3 separate regions of the Homo sapiens genome follow, and regions 2 and 3 are each linked to region 1. A link is a contact called in ENCODE Hi-C or POLR2A ChIA-PET data. All regions are on one chromosome and are shown on one strand. The core of a region is the stretch at or near the end of the contact, and the rest is flanking DNA. Distances in the headings are between cores, read along the strand shown. Region 1 holds the start of ZSCAN25 (zinc finger and SCAN domain containing 25). Region 2 holds the start of CYP3A7 (cytochrome P450 family 3 subfamily A member 7). Region 3 overlaps CYP3A7-CYP3A51P (CYP3A7-CYP3A51P readthrough).

The links. A loop is a pair of places that touch in the nucleus more often than their neighbours do. ChIA-PET counts read pairs that join two places held with the same protein, here RNA polymerase II (POLR2A). Pooled maps may share reads with other maps.
Region 2: a pooled map shows a loop between it and region 1 (2.7-fold over the local background). The contact joins the promoter of CYP3A7 here to the promoter of ZSCAN25 in region 1. A Hi-C loop is called at or near these places in 1 of 168 maps with a recorded cell type or tissue (mammary epithelial cell) and 2 of 50 pooled maps. POLR2A ChIA-PET finds 5 or more read pairs at or near these places in 2 of 52 experiments (MCF 10A and activated naive CD4-positive, alpha-beta T cell).
Region 3: POLR2A ChIA-PET joins it to region 1 with 26 read pairs in HepG2. The contact joins the enhancer-like site here to the promoter of ZSCAN25 in region 1. POLR2A ChIA-PET finds 5 or more read pairs at or near these places in 7 of 52 experiments (CD4-positive, alpha-beta T cell, CD8-positive, alpha-beta T cell, Caco-2 and 3 more).

What each region holds. Positions count from the first base shown.
Region 1 is chr7:99,614,530-99,618,810 of GRCh38, forward strand. ZSCAN25 (zinc finger and SCAN domain containing 25) reads left to right here and starts at 2,417. Exons shown (of 8, transcript NM_145115.3): 1 at 2,417-2,487; 2 at 3,996-4,122. RefSeq lists enhancers at 1,563-2,542, 2,133-2,452.
Region 2 is chr7:99,733,017-99,737,297 of GRCh38, forward strand. CYP3A7 (cytochrome P450 family 3 subfamily A member 7) reads right to left here and starts at 2,180. Exons shown (of 13, transcript NM_000765.5): 1 at 2,007-2,180. The coding sequence starts at 2,077. CYP3A7-CYP3A51P (CYP3A7-CYP3A51P readthrough) reads right to left here and starts at 2,180. Exons shown (of 15, transcript NM_001256497.3): 1 at 2,007-2,180. The coding sequence starts at 2,077. It also overlaps a transcript of ZSCAN25 not described here. RefSeq lists promoters at 2,077-4,281, 2,077-2,319 and enhancers at 2,325-2,355, 3,340-4,281, 3,637-3,648.
Region 3 is chr7:99,691,471-99,695,751 of GRCh38, forward strand. CYP3A7-CYP3A51P (CYP3A7-CYP3A51P readthrough) reads right to left here. Exons shown (of 15, transcript NM_001256497.3): 14 at 4,276-4,281. It also overlaps a transcript of ZSCAN25 not described here and the pseudogene CYP3A51P. Among named protein-coding and RNA genes, the nearest start is that of CYP3A5, 14 kb to the left of the region's middle. Within about 2 kb of position 2,066, at least 5 of the 41 ENCODE cell types and tissues checked have a DNase peak (open chromatin) inside an H3K27ac peak, as active enhancers do.

The sequences.
Region 1 (4,281 bases), core at 1,167-3,666:
CTTTCCCCCCATAAACCAAGGACTGCAAAAGTGTGGATTATCAGAAGAGATCCGGTACATTCAGGGTGGTATGGCCATAGACAAGGGCTGGGTTATCAATGTAAGGGTGAGAGATAAGTCTCCTCTCCCGTACCCCTACCACCAGGAGCCAGCAAGGCAATTTGTCTTAGTGCCACGCTGGACAACCACAAAACCACAAAGATTTGTGGTTGAGAAGTTGCAACCACAAATCACCCCTCAATATTTGCAGCCCAAATTCATATTACTATTATAGCATGGTTCAAAAATCCTCAAATTATAAATTTGGTTTACAATGACCTTGGACTGGTGATGCTGACAAGAAAAAAATTTACATGGAAGAAAAACAATATCAACCCTCTCTAGATAAATTCACTTTATCCTGGAACTCAAAGAAATTTCACAAAAATGTTTCCAAGGAAAATGAGCAGCCTGTCACACAAGGAAACAAGGTACTGTGGTATGTTCGAGGAAGGTATGTTTGAGGAATGCCCCCAATTAATGTCCTGGGGACATTATTTAATGCTCTAGGGACATTATATAATGTCCCCAGAACTCATAAATCAATAAGAAAGAGATAAACAGCTTAATAGAAACACAAAGAAAAGTCCGTTCACAGAAAAGGGAAGGCAAGAAGTTAATGAAAGTAGGAATAATGACTGACCTCACTTATAATGAAGAACATGCAAATTAAAAAATGAGGTAACATTTACTTCACCTGTCAATTGGCAAAAATTAAAGCTGGATAATGGCAGAGATGATGAGATATGGGAAATGGATGCTGTTAGGTACTGCTGGTGGAAGTGGCACCATCAAAAACAGTGGAAATAGCAGATCACAGAAAGATATCTGAGGGGACTTCAGATCTCAGAATTATCAGGCTCAACTATATTTACTATGTACAAAGAAAAGCTTAAACATATCGGTAAATTCTTTTAAAAGATCGATCTAGAATATTTGGAAAAAATCAAATAGAAATTCTAGAAATGGAAAAAATATATTAATTAAAACAAAAATATGGGTGGCCAAGTGGGGAGGATTGCTCGAGCCCAGGAGTTTAAGACTAGCCTGGGCAACATAGTGAGACCCTGTCCTTACAAAACATTTTTTAAAGATTAGCTGGGTGTGGTGGCTCATGCCTGTAGTCCCAGCTATTTGGGAAGCTGAGGTGGATTGCTTGAACCCAGGAGTTGGAAGCTGTAGTGAGCTATGATAGCACCGCTGTACTCCAGCCTAGGTGACACAGCAAGACCTCGTCTCTTAAAAAACAAAACAAAACAAAACAAAAAAACAACAACTGTGGATTTTGTAGCACATTAGAAACAGCTGAAAAGTGGATTATTAATAAAAAGGTGAAGACATAAACCCAAGTCAAATATGGGCAGACAAGAAAAATATGAAAGTGGGACAGAGACATGGAGGATAAAGTGAGATGGTCTAACACCTATGTTATATTCTAGGAGTTCATTTACTCTATAAGTGTATATTTTTAGCAAATATTGTACCAGACACTTTGCAAAGTGCTGGAGAAGAGTAAGACAAGAGGGTTTCCTGTTTCCTGAGTGGATTCTGGAGTAACACTGGGCCACCCAGTTGAGACAGACTGCCTTCAGGCTGGACGCGGTGGCTTGCGCCTGCAGTCCTAGCACTTTGGGAGGCCAAGGGGGGAAGATCGCTTGAGTCCAGAAGTTGGAGACCAGATTGGGCAACATAGAGAGATCCCCCTCTCTGCAAAAAATTGAAAAAAAGTCCCAGCTACCCAGGAGACTGAGGTGGGAGGATTGCTTGAACTCAGGGCTTCGAGGTTGCAGTGAGCTATGATCTCACCACTGCACTCCATCCTGGGAGACAGAACAAGACTTCTCTCTCTCTTTCTCAAAAAACACAAACAAACAAACAAACAAAAACCCCCCACAAAAAACAGCTCCGATGCTGGCTCCTCCAGGAAGCCTTCCCTGACTACACATACACACACGCACGCACACTACCCGGGGTCAGGAGCCTCTTAAGTGAGCCGGTTAGATCCAGTGCGCCCCCTATCTCCTCTGCCCCTACGCCTCGCGCAAGGCCCTCGCAGCCGGAATAGTCGCGCATTGACCGACTGGACTCTAAAGCCCCTTGGGGCAGGTGCTGTGTCCAGTAGTGTATCTGGCGATGCACCGAGTCCTTTCCACGGAGGGCAAGCAGGTGAAATGGCACGGAAGTGGAAGGGGCCTAGCCACAGAGCGCCTCGAGCTGGGCAGTCAATCCTGGGGAAGCCCTGGTGGTCTTCGCCTCGCCGGGTTCGGAACAGCAGGCTGGGATCAGCAACCATCGAGACGCATCCGCCGAGACCTCCGAGCATCCTAGAGAGGACACGGAAGCGAGTCTTTCCTTACGCACCTGTCTAACAGCGTCCGCAGCTCACTTCCGGACCGCGGATAGCACTGGCGACCCTAGCGGGTGAGAGGCCCTTCAGGGCCGCGGCGGGTGAGAGCCTCTTCAGGGCCGCAGCGGGTGGCGGGCGAAGTGGTAAACGGGCGCGGGGACGGGTTTTGGTGCCGCTACGGGGCTCGGCGGCAGCGGGGTTGCAGTAGAGCCCGTCTCCCTCCGCTCAGCCCCGGCTGAGGGCGGCAAGTCTCTCAGGAGCTGCCTTCAGCGGCCCCGAGGCCCTGCGGGTCTGGACGCTGAGGGGCCGCCGCGCTGTAGGCTCAGGTAGGAGCGAGGCTGATCCCGCTCTGCCAGGCTTGGCTTAGTGCAGGGCTGGCCACGAACCCGAAGAGATCTTGAACCAAAGCAGAACTCTGTGCAAAGTGAAAGTAATCACATAGGACACTTATTTAAAGAATAGTGATGAGCCAGCCTGGTCAACATAGCGAGACCCTGTCTCTACAAAAATTGAAAAGTAGCCGGGCGTGGTGGCACGCGCCTGAGGTCCCAGCTACTCGGGAGGCTGAGGCAGGAGGATCGCCTGAGCCCAGGAGTTCAAGGTTGCACTGACTTACATTCATGCCGCTGCACTCCAGCCTGGGCAACATGGGGAGACCCTGTCTCTACAAAAATAAATAATTAGCTGGTCATGGTGGCACTCGCCAGTAGTCCCAGCTACTCGGGAGGCTGAGGTGGGAGGATCGCTTGATCCTAGGAGGCAAAGGCTGCAGTGATCGCACCACTGGTCTCCAGCTGGGGTGATAAAACCCTGAGATCCTGTCTCAGAAACAAAACAAAAGAGTCACAATGGGTGGGGGGAGATAAAGAATAGCAATGGGGCAATTTCTATTTGTCAAATGGCAGAGATAAAAGATGAATGAGGATCTTTCTTGCCTCCAGGGAATCTGTTAGAGGGAGACACATGGGTAAACATTTGCACTGTAGTGCATTAAATGCACTAGTGGAGTGAACCAATGCAATAGCTAGAAAGGAATGAAAGAGAAATCTCAATGTTGCAGAGTCAATGAATAGACTGAAAATATAAACTTGGTTTAAGTGGGGGTAGATAAATACACAAACTCACAATAGAATATTTAGCAGAAGCTTTGGGGTGTGCCTCCTGCCAGCTGCCCATTCTCTGCTCCAGTCAGGTGATCTTTCCGTTTTCTGACAAGCAGGATCTCCTTCCCCTGGTGCTTTGGACTTCCAAGTCTGTCTTCCCAGTCTAGGTCTTCCGCATAATCCACTTGGAGGTAAATAGGACTCATTCTCCAGTCTACTTCAAGCCTCTTCTTTTCCTTGAGTACTTGGACTTAGATTAGTTTTCTCTCTTTTTGACTTCACATTTTTTTTTCAATCTGTACCATGTATTTTGGGAGGCAGTTATCATCTAGTCTCTTTTTTTTCTTCTGAGAAGTAGGAGGAGTAGCACTCATCCTACAGAAGTGTTTTAAGTATTAGATGAAATATGTGTTCACATGCTTTCTAAAGAGTAAAGCCTGTACAAGTTAGAAATCTTTAGGTCATTTGTCATAATGGTATATATGTTGCTCCATTGTCTTTTTCAGGTTGAGCGCACCATCACATCTAAGCCATCAGCAAGTTTGTTGGTTTTAATCTCCAAAATACGTCTTGATTTTGTCTGACTCTTTGCCACCACCCTGATCTAAGCCCTTATCATCTGCTTGAATCACTGTAAGTGCCATTTCCCTCTTGCCACCTCTAGCCTATTCCCTGTCAACACACAGGCAGAATGACTTTTATAAAACATGTAGTTCCTCGCTAAAGTAAGAAATAAGAATAAAGTTCATAATTCTTTCTGTGGCGCAGGCTCTGGGTGATCTGGTTTCTGTC
Region 2 (4,281 bases), core at 930-3,429, 120 kb after region 1:
AGAAACAGCATGGAGGCTCGTGTTTGGAGAACCCAGCAGAGACAGCATAGCCAGGCCCAATAGTGCATTTGGATCCTTGCCCCAGAATAGTTAGTGGAAGTGTGTGCACCATCTACCACAACCAGGGTGGCCTTGGGTTTTCCCACTCCTGTTCCTTCCTTTGTTGTCACAGCCATGGAAAATCAATGGCACTAATCTCTGCTTCTAAACTTTCTACATGTTACATGATCTCTCAGGCCAGGACAAACTATTGAGTTAATGTGTGAGCAGCATTGGCCCCCGAGGAAAGATCTAGGTGAGTGTCTAGATTCACATGATTCCACGTCAAGGCAGAGGCTGTGCTTGGCAAACTGTTTAGTTTCTTTCCAGCTCCCCTCTGTTTGGTAGAGTAATGCTGCTTTTTGTTACAATGAAGAGGCTAACAGAAAAATCCATCATCTATTGCATGTAATTGTATAGGCCTAAGAAGGGCATGGTCTACACTATAGCTTCTGAATCCTGGGCTGTACCGGCATCGTCTAAGGCTAAGGTATTGTCTGCCTGACTGCCAGAATCTGTAGTGACAGCCCCACAACATGGCCAGCCACACACAGAGTGACACTGATGGTGCCCTTGTGTCCAGGCTTCAAGCAGATGAGATGCCAACATGTTTGTCCTTCAAGTGACCTCCACTAGGGGGCCAGGACCCATGAATATCTATTTGGAGTTCTACCCTGAGGGGTAAGGAATATTTTCTCACTTCATCTTGATCCTACCTGGATGCTTTTGCTATCATCACTGGCTCACAGTCTTGCTTACTTTCTAGCCCTGAGAGTTTAGGATAACCTGCTAAGCAGGTGTATTTGAAATGGGGGTATTAAAATAAACTCTTGGGAAAGTATTTTTAAAAAGACATATGCAGTCTTGTCCTAGAGATATATATTTGTACATTAGACTCATATTCCTGACATTATTCTGGAAAGGTGAGGTTATCTTATACACATTTATTGTCACAAATACTGAACTAATAGCCCTCTTTTATCACTCAGAAGGAACATGCTGGAAATAGTCTATCTCCAAAAAAATCTGGCTTTAAAAAGGATGAATTTAAGCCACACCAATTCATGTTAAATTGCCAGTAGATGGAAACTATGTTACCACAACTCACTGAATTGCTAACTTTTCTGTGAAAGAATTAAAACGAGGTTTGTATTTTCTGTTTCCATGTGACCATGATTCCTTACTCTTAATAACTGTGAAATTGAGTTAGAAGTAAAATGTGACAGGCGGGAAGCCTCCAGTACACACAGTAGGGAGTGACTCTTCTCTCCACCTGCTCTAGGATGCCAGGATCTCACTGGTGAGAAGATTCACCCTCTTCTCCTGCAACTTAAAGGGAAAAATGTAAAATCCAAATTCTGGTTTGGTAAGCTGGGTACAAACCATTGTCTATTAGATTATCCTCAATCAATGCTGTCCCTAAACCCTTCTTTCCACTAAAGATGAATGGGGGAGATGCTTATTTATTCCTTTATAGATCTGCAAAACATCCATCATAACCTCTATATGTTTGTAGCATCCAACACTTAAGCTACTTCTCCTTGAAAATCTTTTTTTTTCTTTTTTTTCTCTTTTTTTTTTTTTGAGATGGAATCTCACTCTGTTACCCAGGCTGGAGTGCAGTGGCATGATCTCAGTTCACTGCAACCTCCGCCTCCCAGGTTCAAGCAATTCTCCTGCCTCAGCCACCCAAGTAGCTGGGACTACAGTTATGCACTACCATGCCCAGCTAATTTTTGTAATTTTAGTAGAGATGGGGTTTCACCATATTAGCCAGGCTGGTCTTGAACTCCTGACCTCAGGCAGTCCACCTGCTCAGCATCCCAAAGTTCTGGGATGACAGGTGTGAGCCACCACGGCCAGCCTGAACATCCTTTTTGCTATTCAAAACAGATAAGGGAAAGAGAGGCCTGATTAGCACCCCAAGTCCAAGGAAACAGAGAAGAGGAGCCTGAACAGTTACTCACAGATAGAGGAGTATCAGGCTGACAGCCAGGAGAAGCCAGGTTTCCACGGCCAAGTTTGGGATGAGATCCATCACTACTTTCCTTCCTTATCTCTCTCCTCTGAGTCTTTTTTTCAGCAGCGTGCTGCTGTTTGCTGGGCTGTGTGTGTGGAGCTTTCCTGCCCTGCACAGCAGTGATTCAGTGAGGCTGTTGGATTGTTTATATGCTGGAGAAGGAGGCAGGGCTGGAGCTGCAGCCAGTAGCAGGGCCCCCGTGCTCTGCCTGCAGTCGGAAGAGGCTTCTCCACCTCGGCAGTTGGCAAATAATCACACACACACCACTCACTGACCTCCATTGAGTTAATATTCTATGTAGAATCATACACAACTCAATCAATGTTACTGGGGAGTCCAAGGGTTCTGGGTTCTTATCACAAACTCAAGTGGAGCCATTGGCATAAAATCTATTAACTCTCCTCTTGTCTCTATGGCTGTCCTCATTCCAGAATACTTGAAACTCATCCCAACAAGCCATGCCTACAGATCTTTACCTATGCCTGGAGTGTGCCTGTGCCCCCTAGAAGACTCCTACACATCCTTTCATACCCAGCCAGACAGAGCCTTCTCTTAGAGTCTTTCCTCACCAACCCCCTCACACAGAAGTAACCATTTCCTCCCCTGGGCACTTTCCATCCCCTTCATGCAGTTCTATTGTCTTCTTTCCTCTTTACCACCATTGTGTGTTTCCAGGCCTGTTTCCCTTAGCAGAGGTGAGCTCCTCAAGGGCATAGTCTGGTCTTACTCACTCTCATGGCTCTGGTCCCTATCAGGGTGCTGTACACACAGTGGGGACCAGAAAGGCTGGTGGAGTTGACTTGGCTGAGATTGCTGGGCCCCTGTGTGTCACTTCCTCTGACTTTCTGGTGACCACTCCATCTTCTTAGGTCATTAATACAGCCAGAGCTCTTGGCTGTGCCTCAGCTGCTGTCTCTGCACTTTCAGATTTGTCCTCTGTGATTCTGTTGGCAAGAGGACCCCTAAAAAAGAGACATGGCATGGATGAGATGGAGCTGATGGCTTAGTGGAATAGCATCAATTTGTGCTTCTTCCTCTGTAGCTTTCAAAAGTCCTGCCGTAGATAGAAAGTTAGACAGGTTCTTTGCCAAAGAGTGGCCCCTTCTCTCTGGAAATACTGCATGTCTGGAAACAGTAGGGGAGAAAGAAGAGAAGAGAACAGCTGCCCAGATGGCCAGGTTGACCCAAACCACCTCAGCCAGCAACAATGGGGCAGTGGTCACTGCAGGTCACACAGCATCAAGGACTCCAATGAGGTGGTCCCAGCCTCTTGAGGGTGGAATTGGAATTCAAAGCAAATGGCTTCCTTTTTGACAAGTGGAGGATTTTCTAATGGGAGGAGAGCAGGTGCCAGGAGCTGGTAGAGATGAGGCCTGTAATAACAGTTGCTGCCACCTGTGAGCCCTGTGACCCATTCCTGATGGGAGAGATCTCAGTGATGAGGGTGTGAAAATTATATCAGCTCATTATCATCACTCACACCCAAGTTCTGTGTCTGCTTGGCCTGAGAAATGGATTCCATGACAAACAAAATCTCAGAGTTGTTAAAACTCAGTAGAAACAGATGATGTTTAAGCTGTGCTTGTTCACTTCCTTCTCTCTTTATTCTTTCTCAGGTTCAGCACTCCTGCAGAAACTGATACTCACCCCAGAAAGACACCTTTTCCCATCCCTCTGGCCCCTAAGCCTCCAGGGCTGCTCGGCACCTGGCCTCAGCAGGTGAACATCATGCCAGATTCCTTGTCAGATTCAAGGCCAAGTGGGTGAATGTCATGTGCAGTGTTGTGCCAGGTATGTGCCGGGAGCCACATGTTCCTTGGGGACAGCCTAGTGAAGCAGGAGACAAATAAACATGCTTGGATGGAGGTATGCATGTGCTGTAACTCTGGAATCCCTGGAATAATGGAGCCCTACAGAGAGGTACCTAAGAAAAGAAGTGACAGCGTCAAAGCAACAAAGGACAGACACGGGTAGGTGGGTGACAATCCCCAGGAGAAGTAGGATAAAAGTCCAGGGAATTCTGGTACATTTCTGTCTCCTTTCAGTGGCTTCGCTGAGCACATTAAATAGGGCCATGCTACTATCCCCAGTTTACAGATGTAGAAACTGAGGCTCAGTGACTGCAAGTAGCTTCCCAACTGATACTGATCACAATAAAATATTATAAAAAGTTAACAGGAAGGGAGATATTAGGTCCTCTGCTGCTCTGGTGCACCTGCCAT
Region 3 (4,281 bases), core at 816-3,315, 77 kb after region 1:
GATCTGTCTAATATTGACAATGGGGTGTTAAAGCCTCTCATTATTATTGTGTGGAGTCTAAGTCTCTTTATAGGTCTCTAAGGACTGCTTTATGAATCTGGGTGCTCCTGTATTGGGTGCATATATATTTAGGATAGTTAGCTCTTCTTGTTGAATTGATCCCTTTATCATTATGTAGTGGCCTTCTTTGTCTTTTTTGATCTTTGTTGGTTTAAAGTCTATTTTATCAGAGAATAGGATTGCAACCCCTGCTTTTTTTTGCTTTCTGTTTGCTTAGTAGATCTTCCTCCATCCTCTTATTTTGAGCCTATGTGTGTCTTTGCATGTGAGGTGGGTCTCCTGAACACAGCACACCAATGGGTCTTCACTCTTTATCCAGTTCATCAGTCTGTGTCTTTTAATTGGGGCATTTAGCCCATTTACATTTAAGGTTAATATTGATATGTGTGAATTTGATCCTGCAATTATGATGTTAGCTGGTTATTTTGCCCATTAATTGATGCAGTTTCTTCATAGCATCGATGGTCTTTACCATTTGGCATGTTTTTGCAGTGTCTGGTAGCAGTTCTTTCTTTCCATGTTTAGTGCTTCCTTCAGGAGCTCTTGTAAGGCAGGCCTGGTGGTGACAAAATCTCTCAGCATTTGCTTGTCTGTAAAGTATTTTATTTCTCCTTCACTTATGAAGCTTAGTTTGGCTGGATAAGAAATTTTGGGTTGAAAATTCTTTTCCCTAAGTATGTTGAATATTGACCCCCAATCTCTTCTGTTTTGTAGGGTTTCTGCTGAGAGATCTGCTGTTAGTCTGGTGGACTTCCCTTTGTGGGGAAGCCGACCTTTCTCTCTGGCTGCCCTTAACATTTTTTCCTTCATTTCAACCTTGGTGAATCTGATAATTATGTGTCTTGGGGTTGCTCTTTTTGAGGAGTATCTTTGTGGTGTTCTCTGTATTTCCTGAATTTGAATGTTGGCCTGCTTTGCTAGTTTGGGGAAGTTCTCTTGGATAATATCCTGAAGAGTGTTTTCTGACTTGGTTCCATTCTCCCTGTCCCTTTCTGATACACCTGTCAAATGTAGATTTGGTCTTTTCACATAGTCCCATATTTCTTGGAGGCTTTGTTCATTTCTTTTCACTTTTTTTTCTCTAATCTTGTCTTCTTGCTTTATTTCATTAGTTTGATCTTTGATCACTGATATCCTTTCTTACAGTTGATCGAATCGGCTATTGAAGCTTGTGCATGCATCACGAAGTTCTTGTACCATGGTTTTGAGCTGTCAGGTCATTTAAGGTCTTCTTGACACTGTTTATTTTAGTTAGCCATTCATGTAACCTTTTTCCAAGGTTGTTAGCTATCTTGTGATGGGTTAGAACATGCTCCTTTAGCTCGGATAAGTTTGCTAATACCGACCTTCTGAAGACTACTTCTGTCAACTCATCAAACTCATTCTCTGTCCAGTTTTGTTCCCTTGCTGGTGAGGAGCTGTGATCTTTCGGAGGAGAAGAGATGCTCTGTTTTTTGGAATTTTCAGCTGTTTTGCTCTGGTTTCTTCCCATCTTTATGGTTTTATCTATCTTTGGTCTCTGATGTTGGTGACCTACAAATGGGGTTTTGGTGTGGATGTCCTTTTTGTTGATGTTGATGCTATTTCTGTCTGTTAGTTTTTCTTCTAACAGTCAGACTCCTCAGCTGCAGGTCTTTTGGAGTTTGCTGGAGGTCCTCTTCAGACCCTGTTTGCCTGGGTATTACCTGCAGAGGCTGCAGAACAGCAAATATTTCTGCCTCATCCTTCCTCTGGAAGCTTCATCCCAGAGGGGCACCCGCATGTTTGAAGTGTCTGTCGGCCTCTACTGGAAAGTGGTTCCCAGTCAGGCTACAGGGGGGTCAGGAACACATTTGAGGAGGCAGTCTATCCGTTCTCAGAGCTCGAATACCGTGCTGAGAGAACCACTGCTCTCTTCAGAGCTGTCAGACAGGGACGTTTAAGTCTGCAGAGGCTGTCTGTCTCCTGTGTTTTGTTCTACTCTGCCCTGCCCCCAGAAGTGGAATCTACAGAGGCAGTAGGCCTTGCTGAGCTGCGGTGGGCTCCACCCACTTCGTGCTTCCAGGCCTCTTTGTTTACACAGTAAGCTACTCAAGCCTCAGCAATGGCTGATACCCCTCCTCTATCAAGCTGCAGCATATCAGGTGGATCTCAGACTGCTGCACTAGCAGTGAGCAAGTCTCCGTGGGTGTGGCACCTGCCGATCGAGGCACGGGAGGGTATCTCCTGGTCTGCCTGTTGCTAAGACTCAGTTGGAAATGCAGAAGTCACCTATCTTCTGCCTCAATCTTGCTGGGAGCTGCAGACTAGAGCTGTTCCTATTCGGCCATCTTGGAAATGCTTCCCTTGATTAATATTTCAAATATACTTAACCCTGCGTCTAATTGGGGCTGAAAACAGTTGAATCCAATGAAATCAGACTTGCTGGCAGTTAGAGGAATCTTATTTGGAGACATCATAAGGGAAAGGAGAGAAAACAGAGGAGGTATTTGAAATGGGAAATTTAAAATCACTCTTGAATTTTCTCAAAGTGCTGTAGATACTGAATGACTTATCATTGTGTGTAAACTAGGTAACTCCTTGTCTTTCTGATGCCTTTTTGCTTTTTCATGTATTGTCTCTAAAATCTCATAAATCCTTGAATGATCACCTCCAGGGGCACATGGGGAAACTGAGGCTGAGGGAAAGAGAGTGAGTGTCAGAAGGGAATGCACAGTCTTTTATCTCTGTTCATCATCCTTTTCATTTATTTCATCAGCTCGCTCTAGAATTCTAGCAGAATTAGGAAGTTACAGACATCAGGGACCTCTTTTAGTCTAGCAGATTTAGATAAGTCTGAGGCATGTTGTTGAGTGAGAAAAGGAGTGAGTGACAGAATGACAAAGTGGACTCACTTTCCAGTTTTCCAGCTTAACATGGAAGTTCTGAGAAAATGTCCCCTCTACACATTGGACACAGCAAATTACAACACTTGCTCAGCGTTTTCACTGAAACTGAAAAACAAACTTTCCTGTTTTCTACATTTCAGGGTTGATGTTTTACCTGTGCAAACAAAGATCCCAGGAATGTTTATCTTGGGGGGTACATCTACTAAAGAACTGACCTAGAAAAGGTGGCGGGGAAATTATTGCTTTTGCAAAGGGAAAAATATGAAATTCCTGGGCAGTAATTAGACAACAAAACCCTCACTTGGAAGAATTGGAATCAGGGAAACAAGCCTCAGGTATGCGGGAAAGATGATCTAAGCCACAGAGCTGACTACTGCTGCTGCTGGCCCTGTGGAGATAAGCTCATAATTTTCCATCCAGAGGCCAGGCCCTAGACAGAGCATCAGACCAGGTTAGGCACAAAGGCTCGACCAAAGTTCACAGTCCATGTGGCACATATGACATTTTATTCAGCAAAATTAAATATTTAATAATTTCATCAAATTATCACCTTTCTAGTGATTTTGCATATGATTCTGCCTTTGTTTAAAAAAAAAACCACAAATTCATTTTATGCTTAAATATCTGAGTTTGATAGATAACCACTATCTCATCTCAGTTATATCCACTCCCTGCTCAGACTCACCCATAAGGTGCAGCCTTTGAAATAAAAGAAGTAAAGCAGAACACCTTTGCTCTGACTCCCAAAGCTGCAAAAGATGTCATGGGGAGTAAGAGCTGGGGTAGAGCCATGGAAATACCTTCAGGGGATTTAGCATTTTTTGGAGAGGATTCAAGCAAGTGCGAATGACCCAATGGTAAATACTTGAGCTCCCTAATAAAGTGAGTTTCAAAGCTGTCCAGGAGGTAGGGGAAAAAGGCTACTCCTGAGCTCTTGCTATAGAGAGGAAAGTTTGACTCTCATGTACACAGATAGCAAGCCACAAATGGGGGCTCCTTTTCCTACTCTTAATACTAACTAAATATGACTGTACCTTCCTGGGAACCTACATGGGGCAAAAGAAAAATGTTCTTTATGGTGCTCACAAAGTCTGCACATCAAGTTCTGAACATCAGGTTGCCGATATACCTGAGATTTGGACTGTTCAACTGAGGCAAACCTGAGGTTCCTGAGAGTTAGCAAGAGAGTCCCGGGGTAAACCTTGCCATGCTCTGGATGATGCCTATACACTGTTTCTGAAAGTGTAAAACCTCAGACCTTCCTCCTGAGGAGAAGCAGTTTTACTGATGGAACTAAGCTGCTCTCTCCAATCATAAGAAGCCAAAGAGTGAGCTCAAAAACACTCACCTGATG